Regions from separate parts of the Mus musculus genome. Here region 2 is linked to region 1. A link is a loop called in an ENCODE intact Hi-C map of the cell type or tissue named here. Cell type or tissue: heart. All regions are shown on one strand.

Region 1 (8,000 bases):
GTCCCTGGGATAGCTGGCCGGGTTAACCTCTGGGCACTTGCTGCAGCAGGACATCTTACTTTACCCGTTCTTCTTTAGAACACTTCTTTCCTAGAAGATTCCTGTAACTGTCATCTGTAAAGTTCTCTTCTGTTCCTATTTCTTTTTGCCTTTGAAGTTATGCAAAACAAAGCTAACCCTTCTTCCTTTTTATAGCTCTGCGGAAACCCTGGTTGGTAATTGACCATTACCTCATTCCCCAACTTCCCTGCGCTCCCTTCCCGGCCATGCCCTCTGCTCTGCTGGAGAGCTGCACCTCCCCCCTCCTTCTATAACCAGGGGTCACCTGCCTGTGGATACGGTCAACTTATTAATGTCTCCCCTAAAATACAGTAGCTAGACTTGAATGTAAGCCTCCACTCAGGCGTGTGCTGGCCGATGCATCATGCACAGCTGTTAAAGACCTACCACCACAGATGGACGGCATTAGCTTTGTGACCAGCCGTGGATCTATTCCTGCTTCAAAACTGAACTCCTCAAAAAAACATTTCTATATGGACTGTTACAATATCAAATCTCCCTAGTTCTCATCAACACACACCACACTACACACACACACACACCACACACACATACACACACACACCTCTGTGCTCAAAGGGTGACATTTTAAACTCTCAAAATACAGGTCTTCCCATCTAGGCCCATGCAGCTTGTCCTTTTCATTTCAATCTAATGCTTAGAGAGTTAAACATATGGTTCAAAACACGGCAATGGTTTCTAATGCCTAAGTCAGTACATAGCTCACTGAATATGAGCTGAAAAAAAGCTCGAGTCGCTTTGTCCCAAACTACAGATCTTTTCTATTTATTTCCACATATTCCCCAAGTCTGATAAAATATGCATTCTGTCCTCTCACTGTCTTCTTCTTGAGAGAATTTACCAGAGTACAAATAAGCAGGGGGCGGGGAGGGAGGGAAAAGGAGGCTGGCCTGAGTCCTGGAATCAGGATTTCACATTCTTGGCACTGGAGACTGGCTTTCCCCAGCTCTACTCTGGAGCCTTCTGCCTTTTTGTTTTGGTTTTGGTTTTTCTAGACAGGATTTCTCTCTGCACCCAGGGCTGTCCTGGAACTCACTCTATAGGTCAGGCTGACTTTGAACTCAGGCAGACTTGCCTCTGCCTTCCAAATGCTGGGATTAAAGGTGTGTGCCGCCGCCACCTGGTGCCTTTTGAACTTTGACACTATTTTAACTACCAACCTTGGAATTTGGGGTAAAGATCATTCAAACACAGCTTTTACAACGATCTTTTAAGCTTAAATGTCTCTAGATTTTGAGGGAAGAGATGTGTAACAGTCATTGTATCTGAGGTATAAAAGGAAATTCCAAGTGTCTCTTCTACACACATGAAATTACAGCCATGACTCTATTTCGGGAATTTAAAGTGACCAGTGAGAATCTGGCATATTTTATGATTGAAGCTGTCCTCTGAACTGAATATAAGCTGACATTTAATGCTCCTTTTCCTTCAAGGGAAGAAAAATAAGATCGTTTTTTTTTTCCCCCCCAACAGACTGTGAATCCAGTCTAGTCCATCTGTAGACTTAAGCTGCAACACCCGAATTTGAAATGATCAGATAGGGAGGGCTTTGCCACAGAGCGCCCTGATTTAGGATAGCAAATGGGAGAGGAGGGATCTGGAAGAGCGTTTTGATCTTGAACAAATCCAGAACCAGAAGGGAGACATTTGGAAACCCTCTGCTGCAGAATGCCACCATTTAAAAAAGAAATAGAGGTATCTCGAAAAGCAGGCCCAGAGAAATGGCTTTGGGAGTCTTTGAATCTTTTATAGAGGGAGCATCAGAGATGGATTCTTAATCAACTGTCAAGGCTACTTTTTTCCAGAAACATACAAGGGACCCGTGAGTACTGGGGACAAACTGCTGACACTGATGTTGGAGCTTCTTTTCAGGTCTCTGATCGTCACTGCCAACCACATACCAGCGCCACGATGTAAGCAGAAAAGAGACAAGGGGGCTCAATCCATAGTAAACTCCAGAAGCCGGGGGCGTCACATGCTTCAGGCATGCTCAGTGCCGGGGAGCCTATTGGAAGCAGCCCCCTGAGGATTCCCTGGGGCCCACAGGTAAGGGCACACAGGAAACCCAGGGAGACTGCCCCCCACAGAGCAGCCACAGCAGGTGTTGACTTAAACTTGAGTTATTCGGGAAGACACTCTTGAGTTCCTTGAGGGGTGGTCCCTGTCACTGTACCCCACATTCCTTTGGGTTTTCCAAGTCCTCTCCCTCAAAGTCTGGCTTCAAACTCTTTTTCTGTTCAATTTCCACCTGCAAAAATAAAAGATGGAGAAAACATCAGGACTAAGAGGAAAGGGAAAGGAGGAGCATGAGACAAATGACCCAAATGAACCCCCGGAGGTCCTGTGGAATTGCCTGGAGTCTCGTGGGTGTTCTGGCAGCTGACACAGTGGAACCCCAGTCCCAAGGACTCTAGGATTCCCCATGGTCCATGTGGAAAATTCTTATTCATTCTTCGTCTCCCAGAGTTGCTCAAATACTACCTGTGTGCCAATTCAGGAGGGAGAACAAGTTTTCTCTGCATATATCTGTCGTCCCTGCCTCCACTATTCCATAGGTTCGAGGGATAAGAACAGATCTCGTTGATTTTATTCAATGGTGTGGGATTCCAGTAGGCAATGGTGAATAGAGTGACTAAATGTCTCTGTCATTGACCACTTAAGGCCCTTCATTATTTCATTTTTAAAAAGTCTTTACACTAATAAGAATTGGAACATTTATTGTTCTGTTCGACCTCCTGCAAAATCCTGTCAAGAAGTTGCTCTCTGGGCTGGAGAGATGGCTCTGAAGTTAAAAGCACTGACTGCTCTTCCTGAGGTCCTGAGTTCAATTCCCAGCAACCACATGGTGACTCACAACCATCTGTAATGGATCCGATGCCTTCTCCTGGTTTGTCTGACAGCTACAGTGCACTCATAAAAATAAAATAAATAAATCTTAAGAAAAGAAAAAGAAAAAGAAAAGAAACATGAAAGTAGCATGCCTTGGGCTCGAGAGATGGCTCAGTGGTTAAGAACACTCACTGGCTGCTCTTCTGGAGGGCCTGGGTTCAATTCCCAGCACCTACATGGTGGCTCACCACTGTCTGTGACTCCAGTGCCAAGGTCTCCTCAGGCACAGACATACATGCAGACAAAACACCCACACACATTAAATAAATAAGTAACTAAATAAACTGCTTTTAAAGAGTATCACGCCTGACTAAAGCCTCTTAGGAAGGGACTTCTTTGCACTTAGCAATCCCATGACTTGGGCTGCTTCTCAGCACGGAATGTTTTCTTCATTGGAGGCGACAACTGAAGACAGCTTGCAGTCCATGGTTGCGGGAACTGCTAGTTTTATCATGGCCACAAGATGGGGCATTCGTTCTTCTTGGTAGTTAAAACAGTTTTAGATGCTACAACTAAGAAAGTATTTAGAGGAATCATAAATTATATAAATCTGTGGTTATCATTATATGTAGGAAATGATCCAATGACTCTGTGAAATCTTTCACCGAGACTTTTCTCTTCCCTCCGCAGGACATTATCATTTTGATATGTTGCAAGCCCCTGTTTCACGGTGATCTACCTATAATCTGAGTGCTCACAGGCTGGAAAACAGAACTCAAAGCTGGACTGAGCTACAGGGGGAGACCCTGTCTTCAAAGCCCCCAGTACCCCCCCCCCCCCAGCAAGAAAACCGGCTCTCCAGTTTTGACTGAAACCCCCCCCCCCCCAGTCTCGATCCCATTATCACTGTGAAAGGGTTTGGCTTTTAAGTTTGCACTCCTACAGTCCAGTGCCTCTGCTGGGTTCTGATACACAACTCCCGTAGACGAAATATTTGCTTCAGCTTATCATGTTCCCAGCCCTCCCTGCCCCCATTTCCAAGATCAATCCCTCCAAAGCAGAAATCTTACCACAGATGGGACCAGGTCCCGCTTCGTCCCACTGTTCTTTGTGCTGCTATTTACGTCAGATAATACATTCTCATCAGCCCCTTAAGTTTTTGCCTAGTTTCTCTCTTACCCGCGAGGGATTATTTCATTAAAGTCAGAGCAGATTCACCCACAGCTATGAATGTAAAGGGCCTATATAAGAAGCATCTGCTGGAAGGAGTGGGGGGAGGGGCGGGGCAGACAAATGGGCTTGGACACCTCAGCGGGAAGCCCTCTCCAGGCTACCTTGTAGCTGTAGTGTGCAGAATAATTGACCCACTTCCTGACGTCAGGCTTGTCCTCCACAGACACGGATCTCACGGCTGCTTTGGAGGCAGAAGTCGTGGGCATGCTGAACTCAACGTTTACATAGTTGGCAAATCTGGAAGGCACTTCCCGGTCAGAGCCAAGCTCAAGGTGGCAAAAGAAACAGTGTGGGTGGCCAGAAGCTGCAACAGAAAGAAAGCATCCAGACGTTAAGTCCTTTGAGGAGGAAATGAAAAGGGAAAGGAGGCTAATGCGCCACCCTGCTAACGCTGCAGGCTCCGAGCCTGGCTGCTTGCTGAGGGTCCAATCAGGCGCTTCCCCAGACATCAGGCTCTGAGAGCCTCAGACCCTTTCATCCTGTGCCTCTTGATTACAGCAGCCTGGACACCAGCATAAAAGCCACAGTCCATGGAGGCTAGAGAGAGAGGGCTCAGTGGTTAAAAGCAATGGCGGCTCTTATGGAAGACCCTAGTTTCAGTTCTCAGCGCCCTCACGGCAGCTCACAACTCTCTCTAACTCCAGTTCCAGGAGGGCCGACCCCTTCACACAGACAGACATGCAGGCAAAACTCCAATGCACATAAAATAGAAGATAAATAAATAAAAAGAAGTACCAAGGTGATTAAACATCATTTGTAAAAATGAGAGCAAACAAAAAAACAAATGGGAAAAAAAGTCCACAGCCTGAGAAATAGGCTTTTATGACTGTTTAGATCCAAGGGCTGGCTGTGCGGACACAGCACAAACACTAAGAAAGAGGCCTGAGACTGGAAGAATGAGCAGATGAGATTAGCACTTGGCACCCAAGAAACCATCAGCGACAGCCGCCTGGAGCAAACTGCTCTCCTTTATAAGATGAATTCTCCTAATAGCATTTTGTATTTTCAGAGGTGCCTCGGGCATGTTTCTGCGGGTGGGTGATGTATGAAAGTGACAGAGTTATGGACAGCACACAGGAAAACTGGGGGGACACAGTGCACTGGACCAATGATCTGATCTGCCGAACCACTGTCTTAGGGTGGCTGAGGAGGGTTCAGGGGGTCACAGCGAAGAAAAGTGTCAGAGCTGTGACTGTGGCCTGCTACCCCTTTGTCTGAGTCATAATTTCATGGCCCCTGAAACATGGAGACCAGGTTGCAGGATGACAGTGTAGAGATGAGAGGCGGCAGATGACTACAGATAAACTGTGATGTGGCTTTGACTGATGGTATAACTCTTCTCTGCCTCTTCGAGTCAACAATTTCAATTTCCTTTATTGCTCTGGGCAGGGTTTTTCAATCTCGGAGAGTCAGGAGACGCACACCCTCTCTCCAAGGAAATCACTCCAGAGTGAGGTATTTGTTTTTCGCAGATGTAGCATAATTTAATGGTTATTTCTAAAGAGTAAGGCTAGGATATTTAACAGAAAAATTTGCACTGGCTTTTAGGAAAGGAACAGAAACTAATACACACACACACACACACACACACACACACACACACACACATAAATTAATCAGAACTTGATGGTATCTGAAAACACATCTGTTCAATCTATTGTTTTGGGTGCCACGGACTAATTACAGAGCTGTCATTTGTCATCTCTATGAAAACTGTGCTTCACACTGAAAAGCATTCCCCAATTTCACTCTGAATGAGCTAGGTACTAATAACCCTATCTCGTAAATGAGAAAAATTAGATCTCTCTGACAAGGCTAGGTCAATTGCATGAGGGCACACCACCATTAAGCAGCAGCACCAAGAATACAATTCAGATCTCACCAACGTCAAACCAGGTCCTGCATACTCGGTGCGCTGCCTCGGAAGCTGTTCACTACGGTGTGGAAGGCCTCTTAACTCAGATAGGGACCTGAATATTTGTTTCTTTCTAATTAGCATTCATGGACATTTCTGGAATATTGAGAAATGGTTTCTCTCTGTCTCTCTCTCTTTTTTTTTTTTTTTTTTGGTTTTTCAAGATAGGGTTTCTCTGTGTAGCCCTGGCTATCCTGGAACTCACTTTGTAAACCAGGCTGGCCTTGAACTCAGAAATCCATCTGCCTCTGCCTCCCGAGTGCTGAGATTAAAGGTGTGTGCCACCACCACCCAGTGGTTTCTCTTTTTAAAAGGTGACTTCCTTCTCTGATTGTCTCAGAGAATACTCATAGGAACTCTGAAAGTCGAATCTTCTCTTGGATTCCTAGCTTTGGCTATCGAATGTGTAAGTGTGGTGGACAGTTAGGGCAAAACCATTTTAAAACTCGAATGGTTCAATTCATGGTTATAAAGATAAGCATATCTATATGTTAACAGGTCTTTCTTGATGAAATTCAGCATTAACATTCAGGCTGACGTCACTAGGCAGTAGTGTCACACTCTGTTAGTCCCAGCGAGAAATTAACAGCTGGCATGTCTTTAATGCCAGCACTTGAGAGGCAGAGACAGGGGGATTTGAGTTCGAAGCCAGCCTGCTCTACAGAGTACCAGGGCTGCACAGAGAAGCCCTGTCTCGACCCCTGCATAACGATGGTAGTAAAGTAATAGTGGGTGTGACTCCCAATCAGCCACTCCCTTGGCCTCAGTCTATGGAGCACTCTCTGTCGGGAAGCACTACAGAAGCATTTGCTGAATATCTGTTTGCTGTCTCCCTACCCTCTATTCATAGTCCGTTTCTTTTGGTTAGCAATCCTTTCTTCTCTCTCCTTTAGGACAATAATCCTCTCTGGCACTGTCTGCCATCTTGATTGCTCAGGTCACTTGTCAACTTGAGCCAAGTGGCCCAAGGACCAAAAATGATGACAAAAAAATTGTCTCCATGGCTGTACCGAGGAGATGACTGGTAGTTTCTGTGACTAGCGCTGTTTCGGAGCTATCTTTTCTGATGTCTGACTTTAACCTTTCCTTAGTTCAATGACCTACTCATCCTGAAGACCTCTACTCCAACTGCATTTAAGGTCAGCCTTTGTTGCATAAAACTAAAATTCTCCACATGGTGCTTTTGAGTATTTTAAGTCACTTTGACATTATTTGCACACATTGGGAAGCTACAAATCTTTGTTTCCAGGGTGCAGATTATTTGAGGTGTGTATTTATTTGGCTTCATCTATAAAGAGGACCTGTGGTATTGGAAATATAAATGAAGAAAATACCAAATAAAAAAATAAATAAATAAAAAAGAAGAGACCCTTGGCTGGGCAGTGGTGGCACACGCCTTTAATCCCAGCACTTGGGAAGCAGAGGCAGGTGGATTTCTAAGTTCGAGGCCAGCTTGGTCTACAGAGTGAGTTCCAGGACAGCCAGGGATACACAGAGAAACCCTGTTTTGAAAAAACCAAAAACCAAAAAACCAAAAACCCTTGGGAGACTGGAGAGATGGCTCAGTGGTTGAGAGCACTGACTGTTTTTCCAAAGGTCCTGAGTTCAAATCCCAGCACCCACATGGTAGTTCATGTGTAAAGGGATCTAATGCCCTCTTCTGGTCTGTCTGGAAACAGCTACAGTATACTCATATAAATAAAATAAATCTTAAAAAAAAAGAGAGAGAGAGACCCTTGTATGTGCTTTTGTGACTTCAGGTGAGTAGTGTCATCCGTCAGATCTCAGCCTCTCATCTGAGGTCCCAGCTTGAGAGCCCGGTCCTCTCACCTTGGTCTCTTCCCCAGGGCTTTTGTGCCACAGGAGAATTCAGGGCTTCTCATTTCCAATGTCAAGTGAGATGGGCCCCAGTGGCCGAGCCAGCAAGTACCTAAGCACCAGG
Region 2 (8,000 bases), 150 kb after region 1:
CCAACCGTCTAAATCCTAAAGGGCACAAGACTCTTCGGGGACTCTTGTTTGGGAATGCAATTCTGATGATTTAGGGAGGATGGGTACAGACCTGAAGTTCTAAATTCGAAGCAGGCTTCCAAGGGAGTGATACTTGTCCAGGGACTTCAGCTGGTGTCAACCTTGGCTGTCCAGTTAAAATGATCCAAGAGCTTTCAAATTACATGGCTCCATTGGTCCTCTCTAGAGAGAATGGTTTTCTTGCTGAAGGTGCGGCTCCCGAGGAACAGTTTCCCAGCTGCTATGGTGGAGAAACAAACAGCTGGCACTGAGATTTCGGCTGTGGAGGGACACACCTCTGCAGGCTTCTGGGGACGCCCTGTGACCCTGTGCTCCCTTTTCCCAGCCGCCTAGACCTCTGTGTCTGGTCTCCCAGGGAAGACGCCCTTGAAGGAGGCCTCTCTCCCAGCAAAACCCCAAGCCTGGAAGAGGTTACAGCCACCACCTGTTTCCTTGAAATAGTTTGCAGCTGTGCCGAATGACCTCACCACGCTGGCGCTGGCGTGGGCCAAGTTGATCTGGAAAGCTCTCTTCCCAAGTCTGGGCTCTCCCTGCTCAGCACCAAGGAGCAGAGGGAGAGAGGGCCTTAGCTGCAGGGTGAGGTCGAGCTTGGCGGGGACTCCAGAGAGAGCAGAGCACCACTTGGAGTCCTCACACGGGGCCTGTCCCTGGGCTGCATGGCTGTGGTCCTGAGTGACACTTCCTCCCATGTTCACCCTTTCCATGTACTTGGGAACCTGTGAAACCCCAAGAGGTTCTTTCTTGTCCTCTACCTCCTATCATCCCCCTTCCCCTCTTACTCCTCCTCTCCCCCTGCCCCTCCCCCTTACCCTTCCTCCATCTTCTCCAATGTATAAACAAACACTGAAGTACACACACAAAAAAATGCAGAGTCCGTTTCTTCTTCCCTTTCCCAGAGGCAGCCGCCAGGACTGCCTGGGCTCAGATCTTTCTCTGTGAACATGTGTGGTTCCATCTTCCCCTGTGCAGCTGCAGTCCTGGGCGACAACCAGTGGTGCATTTTACCGACTTGAGCATCTTTCTCATGTAGTTACATACATGTATCATTTTAGCCTCATTCAAGCTTGTCTGGGTATCACACTCTTCTGGGAGAACGTTATTTAAAATACAGAGATTGACAGGTCTCATCTGACACCTGATGAACGAGAATTTCTTCTGGAGGAGCCTGGGTAGTCTTTCCTTTTTGGATTCTTTCTCTAAGTTTCTCAGGCGATTCTTAAGATTCTCTGTCTTTACAATGGTTGCATATACTCCATAGATGGATATAATAGCCGCCCCCCTCCCCTGCGCGCGCATTCGCGTGTACGCATGCGCACGTGCCGGCTATGAACCCAGGGTGTTGATTATGCCACACAGGTGTTCTACCAATGAGCTTCCCCCTCAGTCACCTATATCTTCATTCACAGTTTACCAGTTTGTCCTAGGTTGTTGCACATTTAGGCTGTCCTAACTTTTTTTTTTTAATTGTGCTGCAAGAGCATAGCCACGATACAGGAGCTGATACTGAGGCGTTTCTGTAGAACGAGCCTCAGTGAACGGAGCTTCAGGATACAACCCTTATGGAACGGCTTTTCCACTCTAGGACACTTCTTACATCATGGGACCTCACAGGGTGACAAGACATTTTCTGCTGTGGTTGTGAACGCAGAGCTTGCCCACGTTTCCCTGTACTGTATGGCCAGACTATAGGCTAAGACCCGGGATAAAATAGCTAAGATTAGTTCATCTATTAGAAACAGAACGCGAGTCACTTAAATCATTTGAACTCTTCAGGAGCCATTTTAATAAAGTTACTTAATCTCATACTCATTCAATCTTATGTAAAATATCTCAGTAGATGCTCAAATGCAAATTATTAACATTTTTGCTATGGTATGGATATTTACATTCCTATGATTATACCTGATACATTAGGACTCTCTAAAGGAAAAGAACTGATACACTGAATATATACATAAAGGGGGATATATATTAGATTGACTTACATCACGTGGTCTGTCTGGGTAGTCCAACAGCAGCTGTCTCACACTGGAGAGGCTGAGATTCCAGTAGCTATTCAGTCCGCAAGGCTGGATGTCTCAGCTGTCCCGCTCTGACCCTGAGGGCCTGAGATTCCTGGAGAGCTGCTGGTCCTGAGTCTATAAGAGAGCCGGGAAAAGCTGGCTTCAAGATCTACAAAGGGTCGCACCATCCACAGGAAAGATGGATTGGCTAGCTAGCAACAGCGATGGCAAGCAGGCAAAGAAGCGAGAGCTTCCTGCTTCTCTGTCTATCTGCACTGCCGCCAGAAGGTGATGGCTCATTTAGCATGGGACTTCCTGCTTCAAATAAACCCGATCAAGGAAATTCATCACTGAACTGCCCAGTAGCATGAGTTATGGTTGATTCCTGATCTAGTTAAGTGGTCAGTTAAGATCAGCCATCATGGGCTGGAGAGATGGCTCAGTGGTTAAGAACACTGACTGCTCTTCCAAAGGTCCTGAGTTCAATTTCCAGCAACCACATGGTGGCTCACAACCACCTGTCCTGAGCTCTCTGACGCCCTCTTCTGGTGCATCTGAAGACAGCTACAGTGTACTTACATATAATAATAAATAAATCTTAAAAAAAAAAAAAAGATCAGCCATCATGTGATCGCAACACAGCCCTGGTTGGTATTATAAGGCGAGGTCTGGGTGTGTGTGTTGGGAAGGAGGGGGAAGAACACCTATGGATGGGATTAATGCTGATTAAGAGAAGCCCAAGGGTAGCCATCTCATTTGAGGATGCAGCATCTGTCAACCAGAAAACAGGTTCTCATTGGACACACATTCTGCTGGCCCCTCCCTCAGCCTTGAACCTCCCTACTCTCCAAAACTGTGTGAGAAACAGATCCCTGTTGCTTATGAGCGTCCAGGTTTGAAGTTCTTTTGTTCCAGCAGCCAGGATATACTCAAACAATATTCCACACGTCTGTTTTCCATGTTATGTCTTTGAGAGCCTGTGGGGATTTTCACACTTAGTGTGACCTCCCCTCAGACCAGCAATGTGTGACCAAAGAGTCCTCAACTCTCACCTTCATTGTATGTGAGAGATACTTACAAGGAGCAAGCTGCCTTGGGACTTCATACCATCTACTAGTTGGTCACCAAATGAACGGGCACTTATTTATTCTACACAAACCTATCACCAGCAAGCCTCTTCACCAAACAGGAGTCCCTGCCTTTTGTCCCACAACTGAGGATTCCTCACCTCTGCCAACCGAGCCCTGTGGGGAGCTGGAGGCTGGACAGTGAAAGGGAGGGGAGTTCTGGACAGAGTTTGGGAGCAATACCTCAGGGAAAGGGAAGTTGCTTAGAAGCCACGGGATAGGCTAATAGTGTGCCCGCTGTAGTGATGTGAGGCTCACTGTTGCCCCACTCCTCAGCTAAGAAAGCCAGAGGCAAAACGGGAGCTTGACCGTCAAGGTCCAGAGCCTTTGCTTCTCTTTTAAGCCTGCTGATGTCTTCGAGATGATTATTCCAAAGGCTCATCCATCTGATGTGAAGAGAGCTGACATCCAGTTAAGTCAACTGTGAGAAGTCCGTTTTCAGGGCTGGTGAGGCAGCCCTAGCAGGGAGAGAGGTACCAAGTCTGATGATATGAGTTCAAATCCTCTGCTCCCATATGAAGGAAGGAGGGAACTGACTTCTACAAATTGTCCTCACACCTCTACACCCAAGCTTGATGCACCCCTGACTCTGTGTGTGTGTGTGTGTGTGTGTGTGTGTGTGTGTGTGTGTGTGTGTGTGTGTGTGTGTGTGTGTGGTGTATTTGACTAAATACATACTCTAGTTGGGTTGGACTCAGTTAAAAACATATGTACTGACGCCCCCTAGTGTACATCAGTGTTATTGCAAGGGGCTGGCAAATAGCTGTGTGGATCTGCCTAGCGTCTAGGCCCTATTCTATCAAAGCTGAATATATAAAATGATGATAACTATCTAGGAAGGTCCTTGGAATTACAGAAGTGTCCTCTCACTGGAATGTTTGGACTCACTAAAGTAGACCCGTCCCTCTAACATGGTCTGGGCAGTCGGGATGAGGTCACTATTGTAGGCTGACTTGTTAATTCGTCGTATTTTTCTCTAACCAGTGTGTCCCTTGTACTTAACGACTGCCAAGTTAGTTTCTGTGCCTATGGGAGGGTACGTTAGTGCCTCTAGTCTTCATCTTGATGGCCAGGTCCTCAAGAGAAAGACTCAAATCCCCTTAAGATTCTTCCAGACTCTTACTAGGTTTAGGTTTGGGTTTGGGTTTTTGTTCATTGAATAAGATTCTCTAGGAGCCAAGCGATTGCTTGTCAGCGTGGTTGGATCTGAAATCAACTAAGAGGCACCTCTGGACAGGTACATAAGTTCCCTCAGAGAAGGAACCACCGTGGACTGGATGGAAGGAGCTCCGAGGGAAGCTGTTGCTCGCTGCTTTGGTTATGAACGCATTCGCCTATTGCTGGTGCTGGCGCTGCCCTCCTCTGACATCCGAACCCAGCCTTTTCCGACTTCCAGCAGGTACTGCAGGGTCAGGGCTCTCCTTCCGCACTAGGGTGGAACGGCCAAGGCATCCAGCATGGTGAGTTCTCGCCGCCCCAGAATTGAGAGAGCTGCTGTTGGACTATCCAGTCCCATAGCATGTAAATCAAGGGCGCAGGTCTAATACAGCCCCCTTGTAAAACATTCATCCCATCGGTTCTGCTTCTTTACAGAACTCCAACTGAGGCAAAAACCAGGAAAAATACTGGATTTGTAAAGAAATCGACAAGGGTTCCCTGCTTAGAACTCCTTCCTTTCTGTTTGGGAGGCCCATAGCCAGCGATTCTCCTTTCTTCCCTCAACCTAATGACACTGTCAATCAGGGTCCCACTCTCCTCTGGTGAAAGGGTGGGCCCAGAATGGAATTCTAAATGGCAGTGGAAGTCCTGCTCACTGCCAGTCCTCTCACGCTGGAGTCACTCAGCTAGGCTGTTGGCACCATCTGCCTACTCAAGATCCTTTGTACAGTTCTGAAACTTGCTCCATCTCCTAACGATGAATTCTATTTTCATTATGACCAGAACGAATCTAGAAGATTGCATCTCACTTAATTCAGTTTCTTCTTGGATCTGTGAGCACCTTTTCATCCACTTCAGAGGAATGGGAGAGTTCCAGGTGCTAAGTCCTCGATGACTCTTTATCCAATGGGGATGTATTAGATCGACTTATACACGATGTGCTCTGAAGTCCAACCCAGTCAGGTGTTACACAACGTTCCAGTCAACAGAATGTGCTCTGTATGATTCGGACTCCATAAGATTAAAATAGAACATTGGGAACTGAGATGGCTCAGCAATTAAGAGCAGTTGGTGCTTTTGTACGGGGCCCAGGTTTGATTCCCAGCACCTACACTGGGTGGACTTTACAAATAGGACAACTATCTGTAGCTCGAGCTCCAGGGGATCTGATGCCTTCTTCTGACCTCCACCGGCATCTGCACAAACATAGTGTCCACACCACCAAGCAGACATACATACACATACATACATACATACATGCATGCATGCATACATACATACATACATGCATACATATAAATAAAAATAAACAAATAATATTTAAAAAGATTATCTTAGAAGCAAATAATTCCTATTGTCTACTGCTGTTCAGCCCAAGACATTCCTCACATACCCACAGAACAAGGTGGGCTCTCCAGACAAAACAAAACAAAATAAGACTTCATGTCTAATAAGACTTCAGGCACAAGCACAAGGAAAGAAAACGATGACACATCTTTAAATGTACACTTGTTGAAATTGTAACACTGGGGCTTCAGCCTCCTGCCATTGGATTCTGTATTGTAACTCCTCAGCCGTTAATAGTATCTGCAGCAAGCTCATTTGAAGGGGCTAGGAGCCCCGCCCAGGAACCCTCCCTCGTAGACAGTCAGCTGTACTTTCATTTCCTGTCCCACTCTGTCTCTTGTGACCCTCTGTCCTCACCAGCACCATGCTCCTATTCTATGTTAAGGCCCCACAAACCTTGACACATAACAGAAAAGGCCACATCTGCCTCTTGACCCACAGAGCCTTAGATTGTGTTTCTATTTTGGACTGGATCCCACACCACCTATCAGGAAGCTTGGGTCCATTCCTAAAACCTAACAAAAACGCTGAGGAAAGCTTTTATGCTAGCCCTTAAAATCACCATCACTTCCAGAATAGCATTGCAAGACTACAGCCCGCATGCAATGATAAACTGTTGGGCAGAAGCCTGATGGCCCAGCTAAAGTCAAGTAGGAGCTCCCTCGTAGCTTCAGGAGGCTGTGCTGCAGAGAGAGCACCATTTGAAGGATTGAATCCCTTAATGAGAAGAAGGACCCAGCAAACTGAGTGTCTGGAGGGCGCCCCAGGGGCCATGATTCTGCATATTGAGAACACGAGTCATTAAAGGCTGGAATATTTGCTGGGAGGGGGCCGGGGGGGGGGGAAATCAGAGAATGACTCTGTCCAAGGATAACGTCACTGTGACAGGTGGCAGAAGCCATCGCACAAACCTCAGTGTGGACAATCAGGGAGTGAAATGGGAATTCATGATGTGTGTTATCGCAGAGATGAAAACTGGAGAGTCGGGAAAGTTCTGTGTTTCAGGCTCAGCTGAGTACTTCCTGCTGTAGGAAACCCTTTACCCCCAAGATCCTTCACGCGCCAATGGAGGCCAGTAGACCTTTGCTGGCAGACCCTCAGGTTCAGCACACGAGAGAATCCTTCAGGTAATGTTTCCCAGTGAGGCTGTAGAAATGCTGTATTGATGTCTTTCTAAGATGTACCATGAAGCATCAATACTGACTTGAAAATACTGAGTTTGAACTTTTAACACAATCCCGAGGACCGGGTACACGCTAACGAATTTATCCCCCATTTCTTTCTTGTCCCATTTGTTCCAAGTACATATTTTCTATCATAATTTAGGCATAGGCAAAAACACATAAGCCATCCCCCGCTCCGTTTTTCAAGAGGATGCCATTTTATAAGCACCATCATCCACATAAGAAAAGCCTCAGTCTCTTCTATGGTCACATATTTCTTGAGTGTAGTATCTTCTAAGGCTCCAGTTCTTTTGATGGACATTTATTTCTTTTGCCTATTTGCCTATTTTTTTTTTGTCATTACAAATAGTTCTATAATATTCTTACATCTAGCACAGCGGGGGCCTACCCAGGCTGGGTTTTATTTTAACTCTATACAAGCTAGGGCCATGAGGGAAGAAGAAATCTTAATTGAGAAAATGCCTTTATAAGATTGTCCTATAGGCCAGTGTGTAGGACATCCTCTTGATTGATGACTGATGTGGGAGGGGCCAGCTCAGTGTGGGCGGAGCCATCCCTGGCACGTGGGTCTTGTATAAGGAAGCGGGCTGAACAAGCAATGAATGAGCAAAGCCAGTAAGGACCGTTCTTCCGTGGCTTCTGCCTCAGTTCCTGCTTCCAGGGTCCTGGCCAGGTGAGCTCCTACCCTGGTGCACGTGGAGGGTGGACTATGACGTGGAACTGTAAGCTAAAATAAATCCCTTTCTCCTCAAGTTGTTTTTGGTCATTTTTTTTTTCTTTTTATCATAGCAATAGAAACCCTAACTAAGACAGGGTCATAGTGGACAAAACAGGTAAAAATAGATATAGGGATAAAGAAATCTGTTAGCAGCCATCTAGGAAAGGCTAAAGGCATGAAAGTGAGCTTTCTGGAGATGGCCCATCCCTTTGCATGGCTGTAATGGGTAAGCTCTGAATTGCGGGGCTTTCGGAGATTTTTATTTCAGGATTGCTTCTTGCTGTTCATCTGCCTTTCCTGTCACTATAGCATACCCTAGTGATTTCTGGACATTGGCCCATCCAATTGGGCAGATCTTCTGTAGAATCAATATGAAGATGCACTATCATGTAGTAACGTTGTG

The links. Hi-C counts contacts between places; a loop is a spot of excess contacts. Peaks named below come from ENCODE experiments on the same cell type or tissue, not always from the same donor. Only the 100,000 strongest peaks of a DNase experiment are listed, where the experiment ranks them.
Region 2: a loop joins it to region 1, with 6 times the contacts of the local background. A loop is called at or near these places in 40 of 42 quality-filtered maps.

What each region holds. Positions count from the first base shown.
Region 1 is chr12:91,637,477-91,645,476 of GRCm38, forward strand. Ston2 (stonin 2) reads right to left here. Exons shown (of 7, transcript NM_175367.6): 6 at 4,245-4,447; 7 at 1-2,329. The coding sequence ends at 2,246. Among named protein-coding and RNA genes, the nearest start is that of Gm16876, 40 kb to the right of the region's middle. In heart, CTCF peaks have their summits at 3,430 and 7,713 (motif pointing left); a DNase peak (open chromatin) is centred at 1,035; H3K4me3 peaks cover 1,254 bases; H3K27ac peaks cover 617 bases; H3K27me3 peaks cover 599 bases.
Region 2 is chr12:91,786,036-91,794,035 of GRCm38, forward strand. Ston2 (stonin 2) reads right to left here and starts at 401. Exons shown (of 7, transcript NM_175367.6): 1 at 92-401. In heart, a CTCF peak has its summit at 3,954 (motif pointing left); a DNase peak (open chromatin) is centred at 526; H3K27ac peaks cover 190 bases; H3K27me3 peaks cover 1,444 bases.